Regions from separate parts of the Homo sapiens genome. Here region 2 is linked to region 1. Evidence: read pairs that join two places in POLR2A ChIA-PET (ENCODE). Cell type or tissue: OCI-LY7. All regions are shown on one strand. Links, peaks and the distances in the headings refer to the core of each region. The heading gives the core; the rest is flanking DNA.

Region 1 (4,399 bases), core at 297-4,296:
TGGCTGATAATTTTAACTTTATCTGTAATATGTGTCACAAATATTTTTTTCCATTCTGTCAGGTTTTCTTTTTCTTTTTCTTTTTGAGATGGAGTTTCTTTCGCTCTTGTTGCCCAGGCTGGAGTGCGATGGCTCAATCTCGGTTGACCACAACCTCCACCTCCTGGGTCCAAGCGATTCTCCTGCCTCAGCCTCCCAAGTAGCTGGGACTACAGGCACGCACCACCACGCTCATGCACCACCATGCCCGGCTAATTTTGTATTTTTAGTAGAGACAGGGTTTCTCTATATTGGTCAGCCTGGTCTTGAACTCCCAACCTCAGGTGATCAGCCTGCCTCAGCCTCCCAAAGTGCTGGGATTACAGGCATGAGCCACTGCACTGCACCCGGCCGAATTCTGTCAGGTTTTCTTCTGGAAGACAATACATAACATAAACACATTTTTAAATTTTTTTGCACTCAAATAGGTCAATGTTTTATTTTATGGCTTTTGAATTTCCTGTATTGATTAGGAAAGACTCTTCTACCTTGGAATAAAACTAGTGTTTTCCTAAATTTTTCTAATATTATTTTACATTTAGGAATTTAATCCATCTACAGTTCATTTTTGTGGATAATTTTAGGTTATGGTCTAGTTGTTTTTTTCTAGGTGAATAGCCAATTATCCAAGTATCATTTATTAAATAAAACATCCTTTCTGATTAAATTGTGATCTTTGACATATCTGATTAGGTTCCACATATATGTTTGCATCTATTTCTGTACTCTGGTTCCACTGATCTGCAATAATATGGTAATAAACAAATTTATAATAAATTTTAGTATTGGTAAAGCAACTCCTGCTTCCCACTCCTTTTTTTTTGTTAAATTGAAATTCACATGGGCTGGGCACAGTGGCTTATGATTGTGACCCCAATGCTTTGGGAGGTTGAGGTGGAAGAATTGCTTGAGCTCAAGAGTTCAAGTCTAGCCTAGGCAACATAACGAGACCCCATTTCTACAGGATAAAAGAAAAAAAGAAGGAAATTCACCTAACAGAACAGTAGCCATTTTAAAGTAAACAATTCAATGGCCTGTAGTATATTTACAATGTTGTACAACCTCTATCTCTGTCTAGTTTCACGACATTTTCATCTTTCCAAAGGAAGCCCTTGCCCTTTAAGCAGTTACTCTCCATTCCTTCCTTCCCCCAGCTTCTGGCAACCACCAATCCATCTTCTGTCTCTGGATTTACCTAGTCTGGATAGTTCATATAAATGGAATCATACAATATGTGACATGTGACCTTTTGGCTGATTCCACTCAGCATAGTATCTTTAGGGTTCATCCATGTCATGGCAGGTAATCAGTGCTTCATTCATTTTTATAGCCGAATAGCATTTCATTGGATGTATATACCTCAATTCCACCACTGGTTTTCATTTTCAGAATTATCTTGGCCATTCTCAAACACCAATTTTTTTATGTTAACTTTAATAATTTTGGCCTGGTTAGAAAGCAAAATAGAAAAAAAAAGGGGGATTGTCTTTGGGATTTCTTTAAATTTATTTATTAAAGGAGAAGGATTGATATTTTTATGTTATTGTATATTTCCACCTGGGAATGTGATTTGTGTCTACTCAAGTTATCTTTTGCCCTTTATTAAGATTTTATAGGTTGCGGCTGGGCGTAGTGGCTCACGCCTGTAATCCCAGCACTTTGGGAGGCTGAGGCGGGCGGATCACGAGGTCAAGAGATTGAGACCATCCTGGCCAACCAACATGGTGAAACCCCGTCTCTACTAAAAATACAAAAATTAGCTGGGCGTAGTGGTGCATGCCTGTAGTCCCAGCTACTTGGGAGGCTGAAGCAGGAGAATCCCTTGAACCTGGGAGGTGGAGGTTGCAGTGAGCTGATATCGCGCCACTGCACTCCAGCCCAGATGACAGAGTGAGACTCCGTCTCAAAAAAAAAAAAAGATTTTATAGGTTGCTTTTTCACTAAATATGTGCCCTTTTTTGTAAATTTTGGTACTGTTTTGAATGGGACATTCCTCTCAATTTTTTATTTCTAACTATATAGTGTTGGTAAGAGAAAACCCTGGTGGATTCAAGATGACTTTTTTTGAGGGATTTAAATGGTATGATATTTATCCTTCAGTCAAGTACAGATTTGAATGTGTAAACAGACTTGCTTTCCCCAGTAGGTGGCAGTGTCTTAGGAATCTGCAAGCCTTGGTGATGAAAAGACAGCCTCAGTCTTTTTTTGTTGTGGTTGAGGTTGTTGGGTTAGTCGGTTTTATTTCGTTTTCACTAGTAGTAGTAATAACATGCATCTGTATGTATTTGTTTTATACCTTGTGCCAGTAATTTGGGTACTTTTGAAATGCTAGAAATTTAAAAAAAGAAAAAACACTTTTCTTAACTGCTGTTTAAATAGCTTAGTTTTATTAGCCAAGATTTTTTAGAGGTTTTTTTTTTTTTTTTTGGAGATGGAGTTTCACTCTTGTCGCCCAGGCTGGAGTGCAGTGGTACGATCTTGGCTCACTGCAACCTCTACCTCCTGGGTTCAAGTGATTCTCCTGTCTCAGCCTCCCGAGTAGCTGGTATTACAGGCGCCCGCCACCACGCCCGGCTAATTTTTGTATTTTTACTTTTCTTTTTTTTTTTTTAATTCTTTAATCTTTGTATTTTTAGTAGAGACACGGTTTTGCCATGTTGGCCGGGCTGGTCTCAAACTCCTGACCTCAGGTGATCTGCCTGCCTCGGCCTCCCAAAATGCTGGGGTTACAGGCGTGAGCCACCATGCCTGGCCTGAGTTTTAGACTTTTAAAAGCTAATAGAAGTATTGGCTGGACGCGGTGGCTCATGCCTGTAATCCCAGCACTTTGGCAGGCCAAGGCGGGTGGATCATGAGGTCAGGAGTTCAAGACCAGCCTGGCCAAGGTGGTGAAACCCCATCTCTACTAGAAATACAGAAATTAGTCACGGTGGCAGGTGCCTGTAATCTCAGCTGCTTGGGAGGCTGAGTCAGGAGAATCGCTTGAACTCAGGAGGTGGAGGTTGCAGTGAGCCGAGATCCTGCCACTGCAGTCTAGCCTGAGTGACAGAGCAAGACTCCATCTCAAAAAAGAAAAGTATTTATTGTTTTTATTTTTTTTGAATAGCTTTTTTCTGTTTTTTAGGTATTTAAAAGGAACATGCCTCTTCCAAGAATAGGCATGTAAAAAGTATATATCTTTTAACTCACAGTTGCTGTGAATACAAAGGAATAATTTTAATTTTGTACATTTTTTTTCCCCTTAGCACGAGAAGCCCTGCCAACGTGGGATAAGCAGATCCAATCACTTTGTTTCCAAGTGAATAACCTTTTGGAGAAAATTAGTCAAACAGCACCAGAATGGACAGCACAAGCCATGGAAGCCCAGATGGCTCAGTGAATCCTTGCAGAACTTCTGTGCACATGACATCTTTTTCCATGTTGTGCAGATCAGTTTCACTATCTCCAAAGCATTTGCATCATGACCTTATACATTTCAATCCCTTTTATGCTGGATTCCGTTTAAAGAAGACATTATTAGAGCAGGAAGTACAAGCATTTAAAATATGTAGTTCCCATATATTTCAGGGTCTCTGTGTATTAAGCTAACTCAGATGTTTTGAAAGCTTTTTCTTTAAACAGAGGTGAAATATCTGTGGCTAAAAAGTTTGAGATTTGTGATAACTTTGTAGTCATGTAAAACTTAAGTGCTTCATGCCTCTCCAAATGTGGTTATTCTAATAAATGGAGAAATGAGCCAAATAAAAGTAGTACTTTGTTTTTAGTTAGCGAAGAGTATTTTGTTCCCTTTTCCTTCGGTTCAGCAGACATTGATTTATGCCCTATGCTAGAAATACAAAGATGAGTCATAATGCCTGTTCTCCAGGCATCCAAAGAGTCAAAGAGCCAAGAGACAGTAAGTTTAATACTTGTATTTGCTCCAGCTACTAGAGCACACAGAGAGTAGCTCTTCAGTTAGGAGAGAGAAGTCAGGGAAGGCCTCCACAGAGGGTTATTTTAGCTGAGCTTTATAGAAAAACATGGGGAAAGGACTTGAAAAAGTATGTAGGTGACTTTTAGTATCAGCTCCAACATGTAAAGAGCTTGGAAGTCATCACATCCCTCCTCACAGCAAAAACAAACAAAAAACTGTACAGATTGGAATATCAATGGCTTTTCTTAGATCCATGGAAGAATTAAAGTCATAGGACAAACCACCACTCAAAACCCTGGAGAGACAGGCAAATACAGAGAATCACAATTGGGATCAGCTTACTGGGAGAAGAGGCTGCTGGTCAGTGACTGCTAGGAACACTAAAATGGTAATTATTTAGATATTTTCTTAAATGGTAAAAATAAATATATATAAAAAAGTAAAATG
Region 2 (4,399 bases), core at 276-4,275, 160 kb after region 1:
TGGTGGTCTCTTCACATGGACACACATGACAGAAAGGATGATGTCTACCATCAAGAAAACACATAAGACTGTAAAACTCACTGGCATAGCAGATACACAAATGAGAAAGAGAAAGGAATCAAATGTTACCACTACAGAAAACCACCAAACCGCAATGATAAATAATGAAAGAGACAAAAGATCAATGAAACAAAAAGTTGGTTCTTTGCAAAGAAAAACAAAATTGATAAACTGCTAGCTAGAATAACCAAGAAGAGATAAGATCCAAATAAACATAATCAGAAATGAAAAAGGAGACATGACAACAGACACCAGAAATGCAAAAGGTCATCAGCGAGAATTATGAACAACTATATGCTCAAAAACTAGGAAACCTAGAGGGAATTGATTAAATACCAGGAAACATACTACCTTCTAAGATTAAACCAGGAAGAAACAGAAAACCTCAACAGACCAATAATGAGATTACATCATAATAAAAACTCTCCCCACAAAGAAAGGCCCAGAACTGGATCACTTTATTGCTGAATTCTATCAAGCTTATAAAGAACTAACACTAATTCTTCTCAAATCATTCCAAAAAATTAAAGAGGAGGGAAATCTTTCTAACTCATTCTGTAAGGCCAGCATTACCTGATGCTAAAACCAGACAAGGACACACAAAAAAAGAAAACTATGAGAGAAAAATATCTCTCAGGAACATAGATGTAAAAATCCTCATCAAAATACTAGCAAACTAAATCTAACAACCATCAAAAATATAATACACCATGATCAAGTGGGATTTATCCCAGGAATGCAAAAAATGGTTCCACATATGCAAATCAATAAATGTGATACATTAACCAAAGGAAGGACAAAAACCATATGATCATCTCAATAAACACAGAAAAAGCATTTGATAAAATTTAACATCCTTCATGATAAAACGTCTCAACAAGTTAGGCGTAAAAGAAACATACCTCAAAATAACAAAAGCCATATATGACAAACCCACAGCTAACATCATACCACCTGGGGAAAAGCTAAAAGCCTTTCCTCTAAGAACTGGAATAAGACAATGATGCTCACCTTTACTATTCTTATTCAACATAGTGCTGGAAGTCCTAGCCTGATCGATTAGGAAAGAGGAAGAAATAAGGACATAATCCAAGTTGGAAAAGAAGTGAAAGTGTCTCTCTTTACAGATGACATGATCTTATACTTAGAAAAACCTAAAGACTACCAAAAAAGTCTTACAAATGATAAGTAAATCCAGTAAAGTTGAAGGATACAAAAACCAATATACAAAAATTGGTAGTTTCTATATAACCAGGATGAACTAATTAAAAAGAAATCAAGAAAGCAATCCCGCATTTCCACCCACTTCCCCACCCAGTGCCACTCTGGCTACCCTGCACTCGCTCTGAGCTCCAGGCTTCTGCTAAGTTAGCAACACCATGGTCTCCCTTTAGCTGCTCTCATGATTACCTACCCTGGCATCATCAGCCACAATAGTTCAACATGTATAAGATTTGGGAGATTGCAGACAGGCTTGCCTGGAGTTGGAGGGAAAGATGGTAAGTAGGACGCAGGGTAACACTGATGACTTGTTCATTGGTGGAAATGCCTCTGCTGAAGGCCCTTAGGGCAAAGGTGCCTCCCAAAGTGCTGGGATTACAGGTGTGAGCTACCGTGCCCGGCCAGGTCTAAATATTTGTAACGAACTGTTAAATAAAATATGTTCTACCCTCACATCTTGACAAATACACTTTTATAATAACCTGGAAGGGCAGGTTCCTATTTAGAATTCTCAGACTTCTTGGGGTCTCCAGATTATGGAGACAGCTGGCTCCCTGGCTGCCCATCCCTGGTCTGAGGGCATTTCCTCTTTTATTTCTACCTATGCCCCATCCTACACTACAAAGGGCTTTGTGGACACATGTGTGGACACCTGATGCTGCATAGCTAAGCTCTAACCACACCCACTTCATAAAATGTGTGTCCCCTGGGCATCCTTAGCCATTAGGGTTGTGTACTCCAGCTGTGCAGTCTGCCCTTAGGAGGACTTAATCAGGAAAGAGAATGTACTAGCCCTGTAAATAGGCTCCAAGTGGTTTGGGCAGATAATTCTGCAGTCTAAGGCACCCAGACGTAGATGAATAGTATTCCATTGTATAGATCACTTTGGGTAATATGGACGTTTTAACAACTTTAATCCTTCCAGTCCATGAGCATGAGCTATCTTTCCATTTATTTGTGTCTTCTATTTTTCTAATTATTTTTTAAATAGTTTTCAGTGTACTGATTTTTGTGTGTTGATTTTGGATCCTACAACTTTACTGTATTTGTTTATCTTAACAGTTTTTTGGTGGAGTCTCTGGGGTTTTCTATATATAAGGACACGTTATTGGCAAACAGGTGTAATTTAACTTCTCCCTTTCCTATTTGGGGAATGTCTTTTATTTCTTTCTCTTGCCTAATTGCTGTAGCTAGGATTTCCAATACTATGTTGAATAGAGGTGGCAAGAATGGACATCTCTGCGTTGTTCTGATCTTAGAAGAAAGGCTTTCCATTTTCACTGTAGTGTATAATATTAGCTGTGAACAAAATCTGCATTTTTAAACACCTGTTAGATTCTTACTGGGAGATGTTGAAGGCCTCTAAAAGTAAGAGGTAGGGTAGGGCTTTGTGTTGCTGTTCCCCCCAGACTCACTAAATGTTTGCATGTTACCTTGGTATCCAGCCCTAGATGGAATTCTGCTACCGCTGTAATCATTAGCAAGCAGGCGTGCTCTTCTTACAAGCTCAGCTCAGTCCCTTAGGCACTGTATCGGATGAGATAAGGAAAAGCTGCTGTAATAATAATACAGTGGTTTAAAGCAACAGTCCAAGGTGAATGTTCCAAGGTGGCAGGTGGTCTGCTTCATGAGCCACTCAGGGGCTCAGGTTCCTTCCAACGTGATTCTGCACTACTCTCTGGGCCTTTTGTTGTCTGCATAGCAAAGTTCTAGCCAACCAAATGGCAAGAAGGGAACAAGAACTCAGAATAGGCATATTCATGTTCTTAAGGTGTAGGCCCAGAAATCTAGGTATACATTCTTCTACTCACATGCCATCAGGTGAAACTTAGCCACATGAATACAGCTATCTGTTAGGTGAGCTGGATTGGGTGGTGTAGCCAAGCACCTAAGAAGAAGAGGAGAATGGACTATTTGGTAGAAAACTGGTTGTCTCCACCATTGGCACACTGCCAAGTATCTTGCAGGAAAGAATTAATCAAGGCAGATGCAATAATATTCTAGAGCCAAGTTAAGCTCACTTACTATTCAGAATAGGTAGCAGAATCTTCAGGTCCAAATCAGAGCCTGAGCCACAAAGACCACTCTGAAAGATATAGATAGGCTGCTGGGCTCATAAATTTTATGCACTTCTATACATATAAGGACACAGATTCTTCTACAGTATTGCTAATTAATCCAAATATTTTATTTTATTTTTATTTATTTATTTATTTTGAAACGGAGTCTCGCTCTATCGCCCAGGCTGGAGTGCAGTGGCGTGGTCTCAGCTCGTTGCAACCTCTGCCTCCTGGGTTCACGCCATTCTCCTGTCTCAGCCTCCCGAGTAGCTGGGACTACAGGCGCCTGCCACCATGCTGGCTAATTTTTTGTATTTTTAGTAGAGATGGGGTTTCATCGTGTTAGCCAGGATGGTCTCGATCTCCTGACCCCGTGATCTGCCTGCCTCAGCCTCCCAAAGTGCTGGGATTACAAGCGTGAGCCACCGCACCCGGCCTCACACATTTTATTTTTTAAATTTAAGTTTATTTTATTTTCTTAGAGATGGGGTCTTGCTATGTTGCCCAGGCAGGATTCAAACTTCTGGGCTTGGCTGGCCATGGTGGTTCATTCCTATAATCCCAGTGTTTTGGGAGGCCAAGGCACGAGGATCTCTTGAGGCCAGGAGTTTGAGACCAGCCTGTACAACATAGCAAGACACCTTCTCTACAAAACAAAAACAAATCAAAAACAGACAAAAACCTCCTGTGCTTAAGGAATCCTCCCACCTCAGACACCTGAGAAGGATCACACACACATGCCACTGTGCCTGGCTAATCCACATATTTTAAACATCGCACATTTTGCCAACTGAAAACTATTTCTATCATTTTAAAAGTATATTAACAACTAGTACATTGAGATAGCAATAGTCAAACCACTTGTAACAGGTCCTCTGGAATGTGGAGACCTGAGAAAAACATTTCAAACCTATCCTGGAGAGTATATTCCTGATTAGGGCACTTCAAATGCTAAATTCCTATTTCTAGATTAAAAGTAACAAACACGCATATATCACATTGTCCAGGCCCTTGATGCATATTGAAAACATTCACACCACACACATACACTCACATAC

Evidence for each region. ChIA-PET counts read pairs that join two places held together with the same protein. Peaks named below come from ENCODE experiments on the same cell type or tissue, not always from the same donor. Only the 100,000 strongest peaks of a DNase experiment are listed, where the experiment ranks them.
Region 2: POLR2A ChIA-PET joins it to region 1 with 5 read pairs; 3 of 35 experiments call an interaction of 5 or more read pairs at or near these places.

Annotation. Positions count from the first base shown.
Region 1 is chr4:83,072,013-83,076,411 of GRCh38, forward strand. COPS4 (COP9 signalosome subunit 4) reads left to right here. Exons shown (of 10, transcript NM_016129.3): 10 at 3,285-3,806. The coding sequence ends at 3,418. Among named protein-coding and RNA genes, the nearest start is that of COPS4, 39 kb to the left of the region's middle. In OCI-LY7, for the core only: a CTCF peak has its summit at 2,190 (motif pointing right); a DNase peak (open chromatin) is centred at 2,209.
Region 2 is chr4:83,235,808-83,240,206 of GRCh38, forward strand. No RefSeq gene overlaps it. Among named protein-coding and RNA genes, the nearest start is that of COQ2, 47 kb to the right of the region's middle. In OCI-LY7, for the core only: no CTCF peak of the experiment used is centred there; a DNase peak (open chromatin) is centred at 1,964; H3K4me3 peaks cover 258 bases; H3K27ac peaks cover 704 bases.